3 separate regions of the Mus musculus genome follow, and all the other regions are linked to region 1. A link is a loop called in an ENCODE intact Hi-C map of the cell type or tissue named here. Cell type or tissue: heart. All regions are shown on one strand. Each heading gives the region's core, and the rest is flanking DNA. Links, peaks and the distances in the headings are about the cores only.

Region 1 (7,876 bases), core at 1,963-5,962:
CAGGTTTTTCAACATAATACTTTCCTATCAAAAGACCATATACATTTGCATGTATGTGTTAAAATGCTTACAAAACACATGCTGCCATTGATGAAGACCCTGACTAAAAAACAAACCAGGGCTGAAAGCAGCGCTCAGTGGTTAAGAGCACTTCCAGAGGACCCAAGTTCAATTCTCAGCAACTATATGGTGGCTCACAACCACCTATAACTTGTGTTCCGGGGAAATTGATGCCCTCTTCTGGTTGGGTTTCTCAAAGACTGTACACATGTGGTGCACTAACATATATGAAGGTGTATTTATTATTAAAAATAAATAAGTGGAGTATAGTGATAGATACCTATAAATAACCCCAGCACTTGGGAGGCTGAGACAGAAGCATTACAAGTTTGAGGCCTGCCTGGGCTATTCAACAAAATACTGTCTCGAAAAATAAAAGGGGGAGGAAGAAGAAGGGAAGAGACAGACTGACTTTATAAAGAGCAATTTCTTTTTTTAACTTTTTCTATGTGTGTGCCTGCATGCCTGTGTGTATAACTCATGAAAGTCAGCACAATCAGGTTCTATCGCAAACACCTTCACCAATTGAACCACCCTGCCAATTGAAAAACTATTTCTGACTTGTTAATATCCAAGTTTAAGTTCTGGGTGTAGAGAAGTCTCAACCTTCCCAATGCTACAGCCCTTTAATATAGTCCCTCATGTTGTGATGACCCCCCCCCCAGCCATAAAATTATTTTGTTGCTACTTCATAATTGTAATTTCGCTACTGCAATAAATTATGTAAATATCTGTGGTTTTGGATAGTCTTAGGTATCTTGTAAAAGGGTCATTCAACCCCTGAAGAGGACTGAGACCCTGGCTGAGAACCACTGGACTAGAGAATACCATGCTAGAGTGGCCAGAGGAAGAACTGTATACTAGGCAGGATGCTCCATGAAAAGGTTTGAAGATGGCCAGCAGTAAACTTCTAAAGCAGGTCCTCATCCAAGAGGTTGTACGGGCACCAGAAGCCCAGAGGAGAATGCTCATTGGACACTGGCATGTCCCTCCCCAAATCTGATCACTATGCCATTCTATCCCGCTCAAGCTTCTCTACCCACTAGTGAGGCTGTGCTGGGTAGCTTCTGATCATTAAAAAATAAAAGGCTTCATGTGTCAAATAAATTAATAGGAAAATGGCTAAGATCACATGCAAAAAAAATGATAAATGAGGACCTAAGATTAGTTCAGCTAAGCATCTTTTTCTATTCATTTTTATGAAGTTTTGGAGTTGGCATATATAGTAATAGGTTTCATCATCGCACTTTCTTGCATTTGCCACTGCAGTTTGTTCTCTCCTGCTCCCCATCCCTGCCTGCATGCCCTGAGTTCAAGGCTGCCTGGTCTACAGAGTGAGTTCCAGGACAGCCAGGACTATACAGAGAAACCCTGTCTAGGAAAAAAAAAAAAAGAAAAAGAAAAAAAGAAAAAGGAAAAAAAAAAAAGAAGAAGAAGAAGCAGCAAGCTAGTGGTAAGTTTACAACTTAATGTCTAAAAGCAAGTGTCTCTCCTGGGAGCCAACAGTCAAAGAATCCCAGCAGCCTCTCCCAGGTCAGTTACCTCAGCTGCCCCTCGCCAGGATCGCACAGCTTCCTCCAGTTCAGGTGTGTGGCCCATGCCAGACAGACTGCTGTTCTTTTTTTCTGGCACAACTACCTCAGCAAAGCAAGAGTGAGCCACCGGCTGGACTTTCTGCAAGGCGTGGGTCAAAAACTGGAAATGGACTTGCACCACTGTCAAGAAACATCGCCCCAACACCTGTGAAAACAAAAGAGCAAGGGGATTTTAGGCTGTGGGTTGCTCATGGATTAGTGCAGTAACTCCTCAACTGTCAACAGACTGGCAATCATAAAAGCATGCAATGCTAAAAAGTCCCCCTGCTTTACAAGTGCCTGCCTATTGGGCCTTGATACTAGAAATTTAGAAGTCAAAACATTTCAAAGAGCCAGGTGTGGTGGCTCACGCCTTTAGTCCCAGCACTCAGGAGGCAGAGGCAGGCGGATTTCTGAGTTCGAGGCCAGCCTGGTCTACAAAGTGAGTTCCAGGACAGCCAGGGCTATACAGAGAAACCCTGTCTGAAAAAAACAAAACAAAACATTTCAAAGCAAGCAGTAAGCCTCAGGCACAAGTGGGTCTTCCAACTTCCCCCCACCTGTCCTCACTTCCCGAGTCTAGACTGTCTTTGAGTTCCTGTGGGTCCGAGCCATTCATAATCTCAATTGTGGCCACAGAGTATTCAGAACGCAAAGGAAAAGTCATGGTATGTGAGTAAAAATCTGAAAGGTTGGTTTGACCTAGAAGAAAACATTCCATTGGGAATGAAATTCAAAGATACTGGTTGTTTCAGTGCTGTGCTAATATTGTTATGAATACAGTTGTTTGTTGTGTTCCTCCTACTCATTACAAAACAAAGCTGACAGACCAGTTTTCCAGGAGTCAACAAAACATAGGAGATAATGCTATCAACAAGGCAGAAACCCACTAATCTGACACTATCAGTGGTTGGTTGGCTAGTTAATAATTCAAATAGGATCTCACTGGAACTGTCTGTCCTGGAACTCACTCTGTAGGACAGGCTGGTCTCAAACTCACAGCAATCTGCCTGCTTCTGGCTACCAAGCCCTGGATTTAAATGCACATGCCACCATGTCCAGCCAGAATTTTTTTTCAAACAATAAATCTGACAGATATGGCGATATATTCAGGTAATTCTAGCACTTGGAAGACTTAAGTAGGTGCATCATGAGTTCAAGACCAGCCTGGTCTACAAAGAGAGTTAGAAGCCACTGTTCCCCTGCTTCAAAACAATAATAGAAGCCCAAATCCCACTGCTAATAGACAAATGTTCTAAATTGTTAAAATGTTAAATGAACATTTTAAGCCATGAAAGATTATTTGCTTGGAGACCAGGGAAGCTGTTCCCTTTCTTGCTTCCTAGTGACTTGACTTCCTCCCCCACCCCCTTTTTCAGGAGACAGGGTCCAGGAATTCAATCTGTAAACCAGGTTGGCCTCAAACTCAGAGATCCACCTGTCTCTGTCCCCTCTAAGTGCTAGTACTAAAGGTTTGCACCACTGCCACCTCCCCCCCCCCCTCTTACTTTCTCTGTATGTTTTTGGTGGTACTGAAGCTATCCCCAGGGCCTGGAGCAGAATGAGGAAGAGCTAACATCCTCCTTCCGTTTTATCTTTGTACTTTATACAGGAGGGTCTCACTAAGTAGCTCAGGCTGGCTTTGGACTTGCAATCCCCCTGCCTCAGTCTCCTGAATTTCTTAGATTTCAGGAGTGTACAACTCCCAGTCTGGTTTTCTAACTTGGGCACAGCTGTGATGTTTGTTGATTTCCTATGTTTTTCTCTAAAAAGCAGGAGAAACTGCTAGCTGAAAAAGACCCTGAGCTTGGAGAATTGAAAGTTCAAAGTCTGCCTGGGCAATCTGGTGAGACCCCAGCTGCTCCAACTGTCTGCACTCCTTTCTCAAAGATTTAACATCCATTAGAGTCCCGACGCTCTCACCCCATCTTGTACCTTGGAGCAGCCTAAAGACTCAGCCACATCTAAGTCAGATGCTGCCCTTAACCATAAACCCAATCCAGCATCACACAACAGAGCTGCTTTGCTACAGAAACTGGGACAGGCCAGCTCCCAATACCTATTCTCTCTAAAAGATTTCTCCCCTGTAGAAAGCACCAGAGCAAACATGTTAATTTAAAGTTTCATCCAAAACTAGAGCAAAAAACAAACAAACAATAAGCTCATATTAAAGTGTCCACCCTCTAAGTGAACAGCTAAATCAAAGCTGAATTCTACCTCCTAGGTTTCCACTGCCCCTTTCCTCAGAGCTCCTCCCTACTAAGGCTACGGCTATGAAGGGTAGGGTGAGGGACACAGACCTAAGAATCCAGCTAGAGACTCCTGACATGAATACACGCCCTCTGTCTAGTACCATACACACTACCAGTCGGCTTTAACTAAGCATTCAGCATGTACTTGGTCTACACTACAGAGTTCATATGGGTTGTGTCACAAATCCCAGAATACCCCTATGAAGTCATCTCTATGTTACAGAGAAAAAGACTAAGGCTAGACAAGTTATGAAACCAGGCACAAAGGTTACAAAACAAACAAGCAGAACAGTCTCTTCATTCAGTGTTCAGCTTCTACGATTTTAGCAAGTATGTCCTCTTGTCTTCAACACTTTCAATATCCAAACAGACAGAGGGTGGCAGCACTGGACCAGGCACACAACAGAAATTCAGTCTTAACTGGCACCGGCTAAGGGCACCAGGAAGCTCCCTATAGCGACAGAGGAGCTGGGTGGCTCCTCCAGGTCACACTCTCTCCCCTCTTTCTTGGCCTCTTAGCAAGCTATGGGAGAAAGAAATGGAGGGTAAGTGAAGTTGCCATGCTGCTCTGGGGTCACATTCTCCCAGCTTCTGACCAATGAAAATTACTTGCTCCTTCTAATAATAAATATATAATACATGAATGCCTAATATGTACAAAGCTCAAAAATCCTGAGGGTACACAGGAAAGAGGATGAGAAAATCCCTGTGCTCAGGAGGGTTACATCCTAATAGGGCTAAGAGACAACAAAGCCATAAATAGACACAAGGTCAGATGCAGCTGGAGAACAAGCTGCCTGGCAGGTGGTGAGGAAAAGGCTCTCTGAGGATAAACCAAGGAAGAAAGCTTCACTTCCTACTCTGAAAGGAACACTCTGAGAAATGGCAGTGAAGCCTGGTATCTGGATCACAGAAGCATGGGGCTGGGGTGGGTCCTCCTAATGCACTGCTAGAGAGGTGGAGGTGGAATCCTGCTGTCAGTCTGCTGTCTTTGCTCTTTATTATGTACCTGACCTTAGATGAGTCATTTAAGCTGCAGTTCTTCTCTGTAAGAACTGCCCTCTTCTTTCCCACGATGGGTAAAGCATAAACCCAATTAAGATTGTGACAAAATACACGTTGTAAATAATTAAAGGCCAACCTAACCAGTAGTTAGCCCGACTCTTGGAAACTGGTTTCAGTGACTACTTATTATAAAATGTCACCTCAAGTAACAGACACATAAACATCACCTTCTGAGAGGACAAAGCTCCTGTCTCTGCTCACCCTTTATCTCATCTCCTTTCCTGGCTCAGCCCTCAACGCCCTTAATAGACCTCACCCTCCTTGACTCAGGGATGGGCCAGTTCTTGGGGACTGTCCTCACACAGGTTTGGAAGAATGTGTCCCAGGGTCACAGACAGCTCTCTCAGCTCACAGACTCAGGGCATGTAAGGCTGCAGAACAGATTGGATAAGCTGGAGAATGGGTGAGTGGAACAGTCAAGGCCAGGTACTTAAGTATAAAATAGCACTGAAGCTCTACCAACAGCCACCACCTTAACCCATGCCAGGAGCCACACACATGGTAAAGTAACCCATTTTACATATGACAAAACAGGCTTAAAAAGATAAATTTGCTTAATGTCAAGTAGGTTTAAGTGAGGAATGTCTGTCTCACTCTAAAAGACATTTCTGACCACCAGGTTGCCCTGTCTGCCTGTGACAAGATCCAGGATATAAAAACAACAGTGGGTAGGTACTAAAGAGAAGACATTCTGGAAGCAGATAATCGTTAGGGAGCTACTGAAACAGAACCCTGCTTACTGGAAATTCCTGATGGCCAAGACGGGTATATCACAAGCCTGGTGCCATGGTATATGCCTGTAATCCTAGCACTCAGGAGGCTGAGACATGAGATCCACAAACTCAAAATCTACGTGGATTACAGAGTGAGACTAGGTCTCAAAGCAGAACAGTTGCGCACATGAACCTTCTTATTCTCTTATACTGTATGCACAGTATCTACCACACTGTAGACATGGGTATAACCAGAGTCCCTCTCTTCTTGGTGTACCTGTTTGGTTGTTTAATGTTGCTGTTAATATTTTATTTTTATCTGTGTGTTTGTCTACACATATATCTATACCCCAGTGTATGCCTAGTGCCTGAAAAGGCCAGAAGAGGGTTTGGAACTGGAATTACAAAAAGTATGAACTGCCATGTAGGTGCTGGGAACTGAACTCAGGTCTTCTCCAAAAGCAGCCATCTCTCTACACCTCTTGTATGTTTCTTGAGGCAACAACTCATCTGGACTGGCCTCACTAGTGTAGCCTCACTAGTACAAGGGTGACCTTGTACTGAGTTTATAGGCCTGGGGCCACCACACCCTCTTTCTTCTCAGTAAGTTTTATAGCTTAAGCAGATTACAAAGGGTTCTAATTTAAGTCCATCCTGTTTGAGAACTAAGACATCCTTTCTGTACCATCATAGTTGTTGAGGGTCAACCTCTATGTTCTGAAATTTTGTTACAGCCATTCCTTCCTACAGCACTTTCTACCTGCTTGTGAATGGAACTGTGGATGCCTAGGTCAACCTCATCTCCCAAAACAGCTTACTTTTTTTCCATATTAACACAGATGGAAGAACCCAAAAGTTCACTGCTCTGCTCAACTCCATTCAACAATTCATCTTTCTTAGATCCCTGCAAAAACTAAGCCATTCTGTACCTTATGTCTGACCAGACAAAAAGTCTCTAGAGTGAAAGCAAGTTGCCAGACTGGCTGCTTCCAATTGAAATTCCAAAGCCATTCCATCATTTCCCTCTCTCCAGTACTTATATACCTTACGCATTCCATTTCATTTTCAGTGTTCACAACCTTGTTTTGAATACAGCTTATTGTCTATATGGTAATTCCAGAGTCATTACACAATGACCCAACCCACAGACCAGACCTTGATACTGCCATCTAAATGTGTCTCAGGAGAAACAGAGAACACAGACTACTTGAAGACTATGGAAAGTACTTATGAAAACTGCACTACAGGTTAAAAATGGGGAAAAAAAAAACCAAGCTTACTGAAAATAGCATGCAAACACTGACAAGCTGGTGCTGTACTGTGGGAGAATGCTTGTTGATCACGCAAGACTCAGATTTCCATCCCAGGGGTGTGGTTCCTTGATTAACAAAAAAAATCTACAAATCTTTTTGCAGCCAGAATTTTCAATCACAGAGAAAAGCCAAGCTATACATAAGGTGGAACAACCAGAAAATGTAATAAAGTCAGCATATGCCTACAACACCACATGTTCAGACAAAAGAACATTCTGACCTGGACAAGCTGCTATATTGCCAGTAAAAACAGCAGAGGTGGTTTCTGAGCTCCTGCCTGCCACATGGGCTAAGCACCATGACATGCAAAGCCTTTGACGGTGATACATCTTCACTTTTAACTGGACAGGGCTTGGAGGGGTAGGGATTCTGCTAAAAAATAAACAGTACTAACTATTCCTGAATAAATAAATAAAATACTTTGGGTATTTTAGTAAAATCTAGATGTTATTATATGTTGTTTTGTTGTTCATTTCCCAAAATAAATTATTATGAGTCAATAGTACAGCACCTGTTTTTGCATGCATAGGGTCCTGAATCTAATTTACTGCCATGTTATATGTGCTAAATATGTAAGAAATCTATCTTGTTCTTATTTTTGAGACAAGGTCTCACAATGTAGCCCTGGCTGGCCTCATATTCAGACATAAAGAGATCAGTTTGCCTCTGCTTTCTCAAACTCTGGGATTAAAGGTTTGTTCTAGTACACCTAGCCATTTTTTCAAGATTTTTAAAAAACTATATGCATATGTTGTGTGTCCATAGAAGTATAGGTACCCATAGAGTCCAAACAATCCCTTATAGCTAGAGTTACATACAGATGGTTGTAAGGCACCCAACGTGGATGCAGGGAAGCCAAACTCAAGTCCTCCTCAAGAACAATGGTTGCTCTTAACCTC
Region 2 (7,876 bases), core at 1,979-5,978, 71 kb after region 1:
GAGCTCATGTCTCTAGCTGCATATGTAGCAGAAGATGGCCTAGTCAGCCATCATTGGGAAGAGAGGCCCCTTGGTCTTGCAAACTTTATATGCCCCAGTACAGGGGAATGCCAGGGCCAAGAAGTAGGAGTGGGTAGATAGGGGAGTGGGTGGGGGGAGAGGGGAGGGTATAGGGGACTTTTGGGATAGCATTTGAAATGTAAATGAAGAAAATACCTAATAAAAAATAGGAAAAAAGAAAAAAATGCAGGTGGGTCTTTGTGAGTTTGAGGCCAGCCTGGTCTACATAGTGAGTTACAGGGATGATATTCTCTCAAAAATATTTTTTATCAGGCAAATTGGGTTTTATACACACACACACACACACACACACACACACACACACACTCATGTGCACATGTTACTCAATTTGGAGAGAGATGCTTTCTGGAAGAACAGAAGTCAAACAGTAAATAGCATTTGCCTTGGAAGAAGGAGCGTGGTCTCTGAGTCCTGAGTACTAGTGTGGATCCAAGGCTCGCTCTCCTTCTTCCCAGGGCCGCTGTGTCTTGTCCATGGTGACTCTTCTAAAGGAATGTCCCCATTGGGAACCAAGACCCTTGAACTTGGCTCTCACTTATAAACGAAGACATGAATTCCCTGTGAAATTAATGGTAACTTCCCTTTGAGACCTTTCCCAAGTGCAGAACAGCCTCTGTCACCAGCTCAAGGGCAGCTGGAGGCTCAGTCTGGCTTTCATATTAAGTGTGAGAGTTGGGCCTTCCACCTACTACAGCAAGTTCATGGCCTCCCTTGTGCTCCTTTACCTCGAGAGCTAAATGCAGTCATTAATAATGAATAAAAAAATCAGTGAGTCCGAAAAGACGAAGGAAACCAGATGTATTATGGGTTCTTTTCCTTCGACCTTCTCATCCCAGCAGGAATGTCCCTCTCTCTCGGAAAAACCCTCCTCCAAATAGAATGTCCCTCCCTTCAACTTCCGGTGTGTCTCTCTATCCGTCCTCCTGACTCCCTCTTCAGTGCAGGATCTCAGGCATGCAGCTCTTTATTCAGTGAGGAACAAGACTATGTATGTTATTTTTCCTTCACGCGTGTTAACCATATTCACATGTTAAAAACATTATTTTCCAGGTCGCGAGATGGCTCAGCGGCTAAGAGCATTAACTGCTCTTCCAGAGGTCTTGAGTTCAATTCCCAGCAACCACATGGTGGCTCACAACCATCCTTAATGGAATCCAATGCCCTCTTCTGGTGTATCTGAAGACAGTGACCATGTATTCATATACATAAAATAAATAAATCCTAAAAAACAAAAAATCTTTTTCCATAATACAGAGTATTTACAAATAGCCTACAGAAGGGGAAGTACAAATAACTTAGATGATAAAACAATGCCTACCCTCAAAGAGACTAATGCATAATACTTAAGTGCTGTGTTCAGGCGTGCAAGGGCTTGTCTGGTATAAATGTCTGTGGTACTGGTGGCTGAACCTAGGCTCACACATGTCACATGTTGAGCAGTATTGTACTACTGAGCTGCACACTAGCACCTGACATCATATAACTTAGGTTACAGCCCCTACCCCTCATCCTTTTTGAGACAGGTTCTCTAGGTAGAGAATGCCTTATAACTCAAACTCACAGAGATCTGCCTGCCTCTGTTTCCTAAGTGCTGGGGTTAAAGGTGTGCACCACCATGCCCCAGCAGAGCACACACTCTCCAAAGTTGCTTCACACACTACTGACGATCATGTGGTTCGATCCTGTAAAATAAAAGAATTATGCTCACCCCTCATCTACCTTTGATGAGGTCAGTTCAGAGCAGTTGGAAAATTCCACCAGGCACCCCTCCCCTCCTGGAAGAGACAGGCCAGAGAGCACATACCAGAAGGAAGAGGCTAAGCCCCTACTACCTCATTCCCTAAAGATCAATCAGTTTAAAGGGAGCTCTGCTCCTCCAATCATATTGTGCCTAGCTGCTGATGCTCTCTATTCTGCTCCTGGAAACTGTATAAAAACTCACCGACCTGGGCCACCCAGGGTTGCTGCCTCTCCTTCGGGTGCAGGATGATGACCCCAGAATGCTGGAACAATAAATTCCTCTGGCTTTGGCATCGATCTCCAGCTCCACATTTTTCACTGGGGGTGGGAGAGTGGGAGTAGGGGGTGGAGGATGGGGGGTGGGGGGTGGGAGGTGTTTCCCAGTAAGCTAAGTCTCATCCGAGTCTTACACCTTCAAATAAATGAGACTCAAACTGTGATTTATTTATTAGGCTCTGCACAATTACCAGGGGATGGCCCCTAATCTAATTCTCTAACTCTAGATTGGCTACTTCAACTGTGCTTCCCAATTCTTGTTTGAATCTTCTTGGGTTATTTCTGCTCCAGCAGTCTGATGTCCTGGGGAGGCATTTCACTCTGGCTTGGGCATAGACTGCTGGTCCATCATGACTAATGGGGACCTCCTCTTCTCTATGTCTTTTCCTCCTCTGTGCCCCCCTTCTCTTACCTGTAACCTACCTGTAACCCCTCCTCTCCACCTAGTAATTCAAATCTGATAACCGCTCTCTATTCCCCTCAGTAACTAGCTGTTGCCAGTTTTACTTAACCAATAGTTTTAAACTGGGGAGTAAGGTTTGCACAACAAAGGCTAGTGTACATGGAAATTTGCTTCTCTTGGGGCAACCAGGTCTTGGGGTACAGAATCTAGCATTTGAATATACAGCAGCACCAGACCAACCCCCAACACCACCCCACCCTAACTGAGGAATACACTGCTCCTGAATACACTGTGGCTCCTGAGTATGACAGAGCAGGTATTTATTACAATTACAAAGCCATGCTGTTTCCAAGAATTTCCACTTCTTAGAATTTCTCTTCCAGATAAACCACATGTGAAACGATAATGAAGGTCTTTCACTACAGTGTTCCCTGGACTACAAAAAGACTGGGAAACAACTTAGCTTCCTGTAACCACAGGTCTGGCACAGCAAAGTGTCTGATTCTGAACCCTGTTCCCTTAGTCCAACTGGGTGAATACATACATTGAAGACAGAGGGACAATTTGCTAAGGGATGTCACACAGGCCTCTGCTCGACCGGCTCTATGACAAAGGCCATTGTAACATAGATTGAGGACTCAAGACTCAAGCCATGTGTTCCAACTACCAGGGAGCAGTGACACCTGGAGTGATAATAGGGGCCTTCATCCTTCTTGGTCTGCTAGCAGAGTTCAGCCTACCTGCCAGCGTTGGGGTAGAGTGCTCTGCTTCCTCTCTGATCCATTCCTACTTTCAAATGTTCTGTTCTGCACCCTAACTTCTATGGCTGCTGTTCAGGGTCATACCTGCCACAAGGGCTTTTGCAGCTGCTCTTGTTTCTGCTTGAATGTCCTTCCTCCCTTAAGTATTAAGAGAAAGACATTGGGCTGGAGAGATGGCTCAGTGGTTAAGAGCACTCACTGCTCTTCCAGAGGACCTGAGTTCAATTCCCAGCAACCTCATGGTGGCTCACAACCATTTGTAATGGGGTCTGATGCCCTCTTCTGGTGTGTCTGAAGACAGCAATGGTGTACTCATATACATAAATAAATAAATCTTAAAAAAAAAAGAAAAAAATGTATGTATGGGTGTCTGTCTGCATGTATGTCAGTGCACCATGTGTGTGCCTTGTGGATGTTGGGAATCTAACCTAAGTCCCCTGGAAGAGCACTTAACTGCTTAGCCATCTCTCCAGCCCTTGAGGTCAACCCCCAATGGCTTCTTAACAGGGTCTCACTACACAGCTCTGGCCATCCTGGAACTCACTAAGTAGACCAGGGTGGCCTCAAACTCAGAGAATCACTAGGCACTGCTTCTAAGTGCTGGGATTAAAGGTGTGTGCTCCATCAGGTCACTTTTTAAATGTACATATCCCTCACCTACTTAAAACTGGTGGCAGGACTCCTTCCTGGTACCACTCTCTTTCTTGCCCACTTCCTGCTTTTTCCATCTCTTAAGCCTCTTATGTAGTAAGTGCTCATTTAGTCTCCTCCTTGCAGAAAGCAAGTGCCAGTCAGTGCTGGCTTGGTTTCATTTGTTGCTGCTTCCTCTGCAATGAGAACTAGAGTTGCTATACAGTAAGGACTTAATGTCTGGGGCTAGAAAGATGGCTCAGCAGTTAGGAGCACTGGTTGCTCTTCCAGAAGTACTGAGTTCAATTCCCAGCAACCACATGGTGGTTCACAACCATTTATAATGAGATTTGGTGCCCTCTTCTGGCATGCAGGCATATATGCAGGCAGAATGATATATGCATAAATATATTTTTTTTCCAGACAGGGTTTTTCTGTACAGCCCTGGCTGTCCTGGAACTCACTTTGTAGACCAGGCTGGCCTTGAACTCAGAAATCTGCCTGCCTCTGCCTCCCAAGTGCTGGGATTAAAGGCGTGTGCCTCCATGCCTGGTGCATAAATAAATCTTAAAAAACCTTAAAAAAAAAAAAAAAGAACGTAATGTTTGCTGAATAAAAGGGTTTTCCTCTTTCATACAAAGTCAGTAACATACCAAAAACAGAATCTGAAAGGCAGGTGAAGGTGGGGTGAGGCCAGCTTCTCCAATACTGCAACTTCTCCCTTTCCCCATGCCCTGCTTTACCAGAGTTGTTTTTTTAAGACAAGAGTTTTTCTGTGTAGACCAGGCTGGCCTCGAACTCAGAAATCTGCCTGCCTCTGTCTCGAAAGCGCTGGGATTAAAGTAATGTGCCACCATTGCCCGGCCAGATATTTAATATAGGGTCTTGTTATATATAACCCAGGTCTGCTTTAGCCTCCCAAGTGGTAGTATAAGACCTTCTAAAGTATGTAAATTAGACACAGGGCACACTTACCTTTCACACCTTACCTATAAAAATAACTTAAAAGTCTCTATTTTGTTTTTGTTTTTTTTTTTTTTTTTTTTTTTTTAGACAGGGTTTCACTATGTATCCGTGGCTGGCCTGGAACTTCCTATGCAAAACAAGCTGTCTTCCAGATCATAGACAGCCACCTGCCTCTGCTTCCTCATTCAAAGCACGTACCACCATGTCCAGTTTTTAAAAAATACAATTTTTAAAGATTTTGATTTTGGGAACTAAAGAGATGGTTCAGTGAATAAAAGCACTTCTGAGGACTCAGATTTGATTCCCAGCACCCACATGGCAGCTCACAACTGTGTATAACTCCAGTTCCAGGGGATCTAACACCTTGTTCTCAACTCCATGGGCCCCAGGCACACATGTAGTGCACATATACACATGCAGATAAAACATTCTCACACACAAAACAAATCTTTTTTTTTTTTTTTGTTTTTTTTTTTTTTTTTGTTTTTTGAGACAGGGTTTCTCTGTGTAGCCCTGGCTGTCCTGGAACTCATTCTGTAGACTAGGCTGGCCTCGAACTCAGAAATCCACCTGCCTCTGCCTCCCAAGTGCTGGGATTAAAGGCGTGCGCCACCACGCCCGGCACACAAATCTTAAAAACCATTTTTTAAAATTCATGGTGTGTGTGTGTGTGTGTGTGTGTGTGTGTATGTCTGTGTGACACATGCCTGAGTGCCTGCTGAGTCCAGGAGCGAGCACCAGGACCTTTGGAGCTGTAGTTACAGGGGGTTGTGAGCTACACCACTTGGGAGATGGAGGCAGGCAGACCTCTAAGTCTAAAGTCAGCTAAGGCTACATAGTGGGACCCTTTCTAAAATAGTCTGGGAGTGAAGCACAGTGGTAAAGGACCTGGCTGCTAAGTGCAAGATTGAGCTCAAACCCCAGTGTCCCCCCAAAAAAGCATAAAGGCAAATGTGCCGTGTAGCTACTACAGTATGAAAGTAATTCTGTATACAACATAAAATAGTACACTAGCACAGCAATTAACTAATAATGGAAAGGCTTCTCACGAAAGAAGCTGAGTGAGTCTGTAATTTAAATCTGGGAGGTGGATAGGGTGCCAGGGCACAGGCAAAACTGTTGACAGGTCTTTTTAAAGTAGGGTCCCCAGGGAAGGCCGGAGGCAGACAAGGGTGGTTTAGATTGTGGGGGCAGTCTCTGTCAGATAGCTTTCAGTTCTCTTTGAAGTCGCTGGTCAGACCACTTGCTGTCTGCAGAGAGGTGATTACACAAATATGTGTTGCTGGCCATGTCCAGGCCCAGGAGAGGAAGACTCATATTACAGTAGTATCCATTTCCCAACTATTTGTTGCTGGGCGCTGAAACCAGGGAGGGTCTTGTGCACACTAGGCAAGTGCTCTACCATTAAGCTGCACCCCCCACCCTTCAACTATGATTCCCTTCTAGGTGAAGAGTGACTGTATAGACAAGTGGGACTTCAGAGTATCTGCAATATAAATGATGGATTATGATGTCTGGGCTGGCTGGAGACTGGCAGGGAGGAACAGAAAGGAAGAAGCTCATAAAGTCGAGAAAGAAAGATCCCAGACCCGGAGTTACATTCCTGGTGCCTCACCTCCCACCAACCAGCTGAAGCCCAAAGTGAGTGACAGCCAACACTCAGAGCTACTGCAGACGGGGTGGATGGACAGGTGTGTCCATGGTGTTACATAGGAGGGGATGAGCGGAAAAGATCACTGGACAAGGGACAAAGTCAGGGTGTGCAGTGATGTGCTGAGGTATCGCAGCAGGTCGAACTGCCTGTGGCTTTAGGACTCTCACGAGTCTTCCTCTTGCCCGCCATCTGGAAGTGTGTACTGCCAGATAGCCCCTCCCATGCCCCAATTCCAGAACTGCTAAGAATGGCTCACTGTTTCTACACTGTCTGCACAAACAATGTGGTTTGCTTGTGGTTACTGCTGGAAGTGTGGCATTTGGGTGTAAGGCAGGCAGAAGGTGCTTATGTAGCCAGTCCTCCCCACCCCAGCATGGAAGCCATGGGCACTGAGTCTTAAGCCTTGGCAGGCAGCACTGCTTTCACCCGTATACTTAACGTTGGAGAACTGGACGCATCTTGAGAGGCTCCACTTCCTAAGTCTCCTTCAACGCTTGGATCTGGTGTTTTGCACTCTGCTCCTGGGCCTCTTCCCTCTGCTTGGAATTCTTCCAGAGGAACACACCATGGCCACAAGAATGATGGTCTTGTGGACTCCCAGCCAGAAGCCAAAGACATCCCATAGGCAGAAAGGAGCTCGGTGTGGTGGTGGTATACACCTGTGAGCTCCGTGCTTAGAAGGGGGAGGCCAGCGTCTTAATTTCAATGCCAGTCTGGATCTATCCCCCAAATAAAAAGAAACACGTACCTAATTTTTAAAAAAAAGGGAGTGGAGGGCAATGGATTTCACAAGGTGAGGGTGTTCATGGGTGGGCAGTCATGACCCAAAGTGAAAAGGATCACGTCATTCAATAGTTTCTTTTTTTGAGATGGTCTTACTGTTTACCCTGGGCTGTCCTGGAACTCACCATGTAGACCAGGCTGGCCTCAAACTCAGAGATCTGTCTGCCTCTGCCTCCTGAGTGTTGGGATTAAAGGCACGTGTCACCATGTCTCTCTCAAAAGCTTTTGTTTTGTTTTCGAAGGAGAAACAAGAATACCATACTACACTTACTGAATGTGTTTCTAGGGCAAGACCTAGCTCACTGCTACCCTGGGGACAGATGACAGTTGGAGTGATATTACACGGGAGAAGGTCAGACTCAGAGTTAATCCTGCACTCTCAGGGTGTTCTGGCTCTTCGGGATTAGAAACCAATGACTGAAGATAGATAACTAATATGGAATACACACAGCTAGACTTCTCAAGTCCTCAAGGGCTCTAAGTCAGCTTTTTCTTCCCATCTAGCCTTCTCTAGTTTAGGAACGGGCTGCACCACTAATATTTTAATTACTAGAAGCTAGACATTACCCAGTGCAGCACTGT
Region 3 (7,876 bases), core at 1,979-5,978, 410 kb after region 1:
TCGAACACAGCGCTATGATGTCATGAGACTCGTCCATATTTAGGGTACAACAATCCTAATCATCGCCCACCCGGGGCCACCCCAAGCTCTGCCCCTCAGTCACCTGACTCCCTGAGGCTGGCCGCCCCCCCCCGCCCCCCCCACCCGCCCTCCCGCTGCCAAATCGCAGAGCACTAACCTCTGAAAAATGATGGTGAGCCCTGTCCTTGAGTCATTAATTCTCCCGTGACTGAGGCCTTTCCCCCAGGGTGGGCGCAGGGCCAGGTGACTGATCACACCTGCTTGGCCTCTTGAGGACTTTGACCGGTGGGAGGCTTCGGCAGAATTTCCCGAGTGAAATGCCGCATGGAGATTAATGGCCCTGAGATGTGTGGAGCTCTGGGTGTGCTAGGCTTGAGTCAACCGGCCCCAGGTGCCCGAGGCCCTTGGATCTGCCCGCCACCCTGCTCGGCCTGCCCGACCCCTTCCTGGATCAGAGCCGCATGCCGGGGGTTTCTGCCTTTGCTTGGATCTCAGAGTCCCCCAGAAATGGTAGTCTCAGCATCATGCCTGAAACCTCCAACACAAATAATTTTCAATTTGCCTGGGAGTTTCAATCGTACAATCCAATGTTAAATAATAGATTAGATGCCTCGGGGAGAGAAACAGGGTTTAAGAAGAAATAAATAAAAGGCAAAGTAAAAATCTGGGCCTGGGTTTTTGAGAGTATTTCTGATCTCACAGCTTCTGCTCTTAGCCTGGATTTGACCGCCCTGTTCCTTCCCACAGTGTTAGGACTTGCAGCTCTCTGGGGCCGTGGGACTGCCACCCACCCACATCTCTGAGAGCTGGTGGGGCTCTATTCCAAATGCTAGACAGATTCACTCCATCCCCTGTACCCCTGTTCTGGGCATCTGTACCCCAAAGAGAAGTCTTAGCTTGTAACCTTGGCAACTGTCCCCAGTGAGGCTGCTAGGCTGACCAAATGCTTGTATAGTCATGTAGACTCATGGGCAACCTTAAGCCATGGATGACAGAGAGCTGCAGGCTGGTACAGAGATGGGCAGGCACCAGGCAGGATCTGGTGGCATTGTGTGTGACACCCCAGAGGAAATGCTTATGGGATGGGAACCTTCTCACTGCCCCTGAACTGTGGTCATTTCTGCCCACCCTCTTCCCTGTCACTCCAAGAGAAGGTTCCAGATTCTCATCTTTCAGACCACCCTACTTCTCAGCCCTCCCTCTTGGACCAGGCTGGCTCAGATTAATCTCTCCTCCCCCTCCTCCCACTCCTCCCTCCCCCCTCCTCTCCCTCCCCCTCCTCCCCCTCCTCTCCCTTCCCCTCCTCTCCCTCCCCCTCCTCTCCCTCCCCTCTTCTCCCCCTCCCCCTCCTCCCCTTCTCCTCCACCTCCCCCTCCCCCCTCCTCCCCCTCCTCTTCCTGTTTCTCTGGCTGTTACCTCTCTTACCCCCGCCCCTTTAACTTTTACTTTTCCAGACTGGGTCTCTCACATAGCCCAAGCTGGCTTGGAGCTTGCTGGGTAGCCAAGGATGGCTTTGAACTCTCCACCCATCATTCATCATCATCTTGGCCTCTGGAGGGCACTAAGCCCACTCGGGATCTGTTCCCATCTTTGCTGTCACGCTTGCTGGGGGAGGGGACAAGCTCCGACTTCCCCCTGCTACTTTCCAGCAGCAGGACACCTGTTTATCAGAACCTCAGGCAGCCACTTAAAGGCGTCTGGAATCTCAGTTTCCTGCAAAGCTTGTCTTGTCCTTGCTCCTGAGGTCACTGGATTCCTAACTTGCTCTCACAAACCACCCCCCACAGAGCAGCAGAGCATTCTAATGGTTAAGGACTGGACACCAGACCTAACTGCCGGGCGCTGGAAGGGAGACAGTCTTTTCAGAGCTACGTGGCCTCAGGGTAAATTGTTCAACCCCTTCTGTGTCTCAAGGTCCTTGTCGGGAGATCCCGGGAGGATATAACTGCTCCGTATCTATCTTACAGGGTGGTAATGGCAAGTAAATAAAATAATATATTCATGAAATATGCAGAGCAGTTTGGGATCAGCCTGTAAATACCATGATTTTCGTGTATGTGTGCTGGGGCTTGAGCCTAAGGCCTCAAGCATATTGACAAAGGCTTTAAGAGGAATCCACACTCCCTGCCCTCACTGGCAAGCCTGGGAAGGCAGCATTCCAAGGCATGACCTATATCTGCATTTTTTAAAAAAAATATTGTGTTTATCTGTTTATTCTGATTGTGTGTGTGTCTGCATGCCGTCACTCAAATGTGGGTCAGCAAGAGTCAGTTTTCTCTCCTACCATGTGGGTCCTGGGTATGGAACTTAGATCGTCTTAGATTGACTTAGAGGTAAGCCATTTTACCGGCTGAGCCATTCTGCAAGCCCCATTGCTATTATTTTCTTAGACAGCGCCTCACTCTGTTGCCCAGGCTGATCTATAACTCAGTATGTAGCCCAGGTTGGCCTTGTACGCAGAGCATTTCTCTTGCCTGGGTCTCTTGCAAAGCTAGATCTCGCATGTGCACCACTGTACCTGGTTATTCTTACTTCTTATTACTTCAAGAGCCAAGGCCAGAGAGGACAATGGTATGGGTTTAAATGACATCTCCAGCTAGGCATGGTGGTGGGATCCCAGTGCTCAGGAGGCAGAGGCAGGCTGATCTATGTAAGTTTGAGGACAGCCTGGTCTGCAAAGTGACTTCCAGGACAGCCAGGGCTACACAGAGAAACCCTGTTTTGAAAAACAAAGCAAAACAAAACCCAAACAAACAAACAAACAAAACGTGACAGCTCCAAATAGGGAAAAGACATGGGCAGCCTCTGATGGTACATGATTCTGATTCCAATACTACAGGGTGGAGGCAGGGGGATTGTGAGCCAGGCCAGCCTGGGCTACAGAGTCTATTCAAGGCCAGCAGAGGCTATGGTAGCTAGACACTGCCTTAGAAAACAGAAAGAAGGAAGTAAAGAAGAAAAGACAGTAGGGAGAAAGGGGGTGGATTCGAGATACTTTCAAGAAGTAAGACAGAGTGCAGGGGTGGTGGGCTGAGGTGGGAGTCCTGGGAGGGGGGTGCAGGACTTGGAAGAGATGAGGCTCAGGTAGGGTAGGTGATCTGAGGCACCTTCTGGATGTGCTGATACAGATGTGGGGCAGGTGGCTGGACAAGGCAGGGTGGGGGGAGAGCTGCTAGAGGTCAGGGGTGGAGGTGTAAACTGGGAAGCCAGCATAGGGGTGGTGCTGAGCTCTGCCCTCCAGGGGATGCACAGGCAGGTGAGAGGCTGCTGGACTCAGAACACTGGAGGCTGCTGAAGAACCAGTGCCAACCTGTTTAGGGGGGTAGGGGGTGGGGGGATGGGGATGGGGATGGGCGTCGGAGTGGGGGTGGGGGTGGGAGGATATTTTTAGAGAAAGAAGAGATGGAGGAGAGGCCGTGGGGCCATGGGATGCATTTTGGTGGGAAAGACAGAGCAGGGTTGAGGCAAGCCTTGGAGGGCGACTCTGTTTTGTTTATTTTTGAGGGAGGATTGTGCCATGCAGCGCTGGCTGTCTGAAGCTCAGGATCACAGTCTCAAAGCCTCAACCTTCTGAGTGTTGAGATTACATGGTGTGCACCCCTATGCCCTTTTAAATCTTTTATTTTATTTTATTTTATTTTATTTTATTTTTGTTTTTTGAGACAGGGATTCTCTGTGTAGCCCTGGCTGTCCTGGAACTCACTTTGTAACCAGGCTGGCCTTGAACTCAGAAATCTACCTGCCTCTGCCTCCCAAGTGCTGGGATTAAAGACGTGTGCCACCACCACCCCGCTTAAATCTTTTAATTTTATGTTTTGTTGATAGATTAGCCTAAGGACTGTGCTTTGGCGATGTCTTGGAGGAAGAGACAGAGACATAGGGTGGGCATTGGAGAACACCATTGCTTGGAAGGAGAACAGGACCCAACAGAAAATACCTACTTTTGAGGGGCCTACTGGGCTTTCCCATTTATTTAAAATACCAGAAGAGGTGATGCTCATGAAGGTGTGTATGCAATGTGAGCACGGGTGTGTATGTGTGTGTACACGCGTGTGCATGTGCGTTTCCAGTGAGGTCAGAGAATACCTGGTATCTCTCGGATGGACAGTGGAAACCATTGCCTTGCTTGGTGTTGGTAACCCAGCTCTTGGACCCATCTGAGGGATGAGAGAAGCTGAGGTGCTGGGGTGCTTGGTACTCGGGCAGGTTCTTTTGGAACTGGTGGGTTAGAAAGTAGCGTCTGGGGTCTTCCCAGAGATTCTGTGGAGGTTGGTTGAAATCTCATCTTAGGGAGAGGCAATTCTTTCTGCACTGGCTAGCGTCACCCACTCTGGAATGTTGCTGCCACCTGGTGGCCCAGTTAGGGATGCACCGGCCTCTGTTTAGGAGCAGGGACTTGGCCCCACCTGCTGGTTATGAGTGGTTCTGCATCTATAAAGTCCCCGTTGGCGGCAATTATGCTACACTGGAGAAAGAGAAGTGGCTTGTCCTGTCTGCTTGGTACAGGGTTTGAGTCAACCTGTCTGGATTTTGAATGCCTCCCCAGGGTATTTGAGGGAGGGACCCAGGACTTTGGATACCAGTTGTTTCTATCCTGACAATGGTTTCTACATCGAGGGAAGGTCAGCCATTCAAAGATAAAGAAAGGCCTGGTGGGGAATCTGTGTGTGTGTGTGTGTACCCACATGTGTGTCCTAGTGGGGCCCTGGGGGATGGATCACACTTGAGGAGAGGGCCTGAGACTGGACAGCTATTCTCCAACCTTGATTTTTTTTCCCCCAGTGACCCTTCCTAGTGATCAGATGGTCTGCTTTCAGGGAGAATGGTGAGCAATTGGGACAGGACTGAGTAATGAATACAAGGTGCTACCAGAGAGGAAAGGGGACAGAGGACTTGTCCATAGTTCCACCTACACGTATACCCATCATCCAGTCATTTATGTCCATATAGAAGGACATACAGAGAGACAGAGAGACAGAGACACATCCCTGCATGCACATTCTTTCCTGTGTTCCACAGTCTAGCTCAAGGCTGTGAGGCTGGATATACCTCAATGAATTTGAGGCAGGGCCTCAGGGCTGGGCCTATGGCCTTCAGTTGATGGCCATCCTGGGGACCATTAAGGTGGTGCTAATTGTCAGAGTCTTGGGTCTTGTTCCCTCCTCCCTTAAAACTGGTAATGGCTACATTGCATGTAGGTGTGTCCAGCTTAGCTCCTGCTTGGGTGACACTGAAGAGTGACCTTGCGAGGGTTTCTTATTTTTAGCCCATCCCCACATGCTCTCCCTTTCTCTCCCCCACTTCCTTTCTTCCCCTCCCTGACTGCCCCCCACCCCCTCTCTGGCAGTAGCCCAGGGCAATGAGCTGCAGCAGACCAAGTGGCAGTACAGGCTGCCCAGATGGGCCTCTAGGTGTCCTTTGGCTGAGCAGAAGCTCCTAGACACTCTGCCCCAAGCTCTGCCAAATGTACCCACAACCAGAGACACTTTCTCCGTTGTGAATTCAGTTTCGCTAGCGCCTGCTATTTCTGGGCCACAGTTAGCTTTCTAGCTTTCCAGGCTTCTCTAGCATCTCTCACATGGGTCTGCCTAGAGCTGGTTCTGGCTCCAGTCAGGGTGACCTTCTTGGCTTTCTGAGCCTCTGGACATCTGCCTTCCATGAATCTCCTAAACCCCTCTGGCTGTGACTTGATCCTCCTCCCCATCCCTCTGGGTCCTTCCCTATCAGATGGTCACTTCCAGCTGGAACCAGAGGGCAGCCTCACCCTTGCTCAGGGCTCCTGGATGAATGTGGCTCCAAGACAGAAGGCAGCTTCAGTCACTTGTTCCAATCCTGGAAGATTCCAGAGACCACTACAGTAAAGGCAAAATGGAGGTGAATTAGCTGTAGCCAGTATGAGGCCAGCTGGATTCCAGTAGCATCTACTGCCTGGGGGACCTGGTGCTGTCTCTCCTTACAGACCCAACATCAGCTTTGGGAGTGGTCTCCCAGGACGACCTGGATATATCTGCCCCACAGACGGATCCAGAAGGCAGGCAGAGGTTCTCAGCAATCCTGGAGAGACAGGCAAACGGACATCTGCTCCTAATACAAAGTGCTTCCCTCTCCTTGTAGACACAGCCCCAGTCACACTCATACTGTAAGCACCAACAGAGCTCCCACTGGGACCTTTCCGTTGTCACTCTGACTTGTGCCAATTTCAGAATCAGTTCTGGCACCCAACTTAAGGAGAGGTTTCACAGACAGCTCTGCCTTCCCCTCCCCCAAAGCCAGATCCTCAAGGGTGGGTAATCTGTCAGCCTTGAGGTGTTTGATTAGGTGTGTAGATAAGGCTGAGGTCACACTCAGGGTCAGGGATGTGCTGGCTATAGCTTTAGCCAGCTCACCATAGACGTCTAGGAAGCTGAGGATGACGTCGCTCCCCACGGTGAGAATTACAGAAACTGACCATGCTGCTCAGTGCCTTACAGAGCCCCAGGTGCAGAGCCCCAGGTGCAGTGCCTTACAGAGCCCAGGTGCAGCCCTAATGGGCACCTGATAGGGAGCTTGCCCCTGTTCTGGCTGTCCTCAGAGAACCTGCTGCAAGGTGAGACCCAAGGGACTCCACTCCCTAAGTGGGGACAGACCTATCTTTTCTCTCAGGGACTTAGCAGGGCCCACAGGTGGTCTGGAAAGAGAAAGAACTCAAACAAACAAGCTGGAAATACACAGCAAGATCCTGATTCACCAAAACAAAAGCAGGCTCAGCGGTTAAGGTTAAGAGCTCAGATTGCTCTAGCGGTTCAGCTCCTACAGGGAGGTTGACAGCTGCCTGTCACTCCAGCTTTGGGGGGGGGGGGGAATCTGACCCCATACAGCCTTCACAGACACCTGCACTCATGTGCACATATTCACGTATTATTAATAGTAAAATACATTAAAAATTTTTTTTCTAAGACTCCCCAAGGCATAGGGCAGGGTGCCTATGAGCTCACAGCACAGCCTGGAGTAGACACCACTGCTCTGAAAACCATGTGCTTTATTCAGATGACCCTGGGTCATAGAAAAGCAGCAAACCACGTGGTTTGGTACAAGGCAAAGGATAAGGGGATGTAGGACATCCCTCGACGCTGGGGCCCTCTTCTGGGTCTCAGGCTTCCCTGGACAGCATAGCTCAGCATAGCTCAGCTGAGTTCTTAAAGCATCCATCCGAGTCGTGCTCCGTCTCAAACTCAGCCAACCCAATGAGGAAATGGGTGTGGGACAAGGGTCAAGGTCCATTGTCTGGGCCTCTGTGGCCCACCCTAGGGCCACAGCCACAAGGCCTCACATCCTCAGAGCTCAGTCCCCGGAGGCCGCCTATGCGCAGGTGAGTGGGCATGACCGGCAGACCCCGCCCCTGACCAGCAGGCCCCGCCCTCAGTACAGGTCCGAGAAAGGTTTGGAGTAGTTGAACATCAGGTAATCCATGTAGTAGAAGTCGTAGGTTCGCTGTCGCTGCAGCGAGGAGAGCTGAGCGAAGTACTGATGGGTGATTCTCGATGTGGTCCGCGCCTCCTCGGAGTGCCTGTCCTTGAACCTCGGGAAAGTCAGGTTCCCGGGCGCATGGATGAGACGCAGGAAGAAGTTGGCATCGTCTTCCATGCTCTCGAACTTGCCCACAAAGTCATAGTCGATGAGGCAGGGGCTGCACAGCCGGCTAACATGGTCCCAGTGGATGTCCATGCCCACGGGCCGGTGGACATCCAACAGGTACTGGACGAACTCGGGGAACTGCACACCGGAGCCAGTCCGCAGTGCCTCCCGCGAGGCGTTGGCGCGGTACCGGGCCAGGATAGCCTTGCCAAAGACAGGATGATAGTAGCTGTTAGGATGC

The links. A loop is a pair of places that touch in the nucleus more often than their neighbours do. Peaks named below come from ENCODE experiments on the same cell type or tissue, not always from the same donor. Only the 100,000 strongest peaks of a DNase experiment are listed, where the experiment ranks them.
Region 2: a loop joins it to region 1, with 2.8 times the contacts of the local background. A loop is called at or near these places in 20 of 42 quality-filtered maps.
Region 3: a loop joins it to region 1, with 4 times the contacts of the local background. A loop is called at or near these places in 10 of 42 quality-filtered maps.

The regions. Positions count from the first base shown.
Region 1 is chr7:34,261,951-34,269,826 of GRCm38, forward strand. It overlaps Garre1 (granule associated Rac and RHOG effector 1), which reads right to left. Exons shown (of 14, transcript NM_172741.3): 3 at 1,603-1,800. Among named protein-coding and RNA genes, the nearest start is that of Gm12758, 32 kb to the left of the region's middle. RefSeq lists an enhancer at 3,205-7,843. In heart, for the core only: a CTCF peak has its summit at 4,263 (motif pointing right); a DNase peak (open chromatin) is centred at 4,311; H3K27ac peaks cover 1,662 bases.
Region 2 is chr7:34,332,497-34,340,372 of GRCm38, forward strand. No RefSeq gene overlaps it. Among named protein-coding and RNA genes, the nearest start is that of Garre1, 23 kb to the left of the region's middle. In heart, for the core only: a CTCF peak has its summit at 4,251 (motif pointing left); no DNase peak of the experiment used is centred there; H3K27ac peaks cover 516 bases.
Region 3 is chr7:34,667,740-34,675,615 of GRCm38, forward strand. It overlaps Chst8 (carbohydrate sulfotransferase 8), which reads right to left. Exons shown (of 4, transcript NM_175140.4): 4 at 6,729-7,876. The coding sequence ends at 7,420. Among named protein-coding and RNA genes, the nearest start is that of Gm12781, 12 kb to the left of the region's middle. In heart, for the core only: a CTCF peak has its summit at 4,391 (motif pointing left); a DNase peak (open chromatin) is centred at 4,372; H3K27me3 peaks cover 1,342 bases.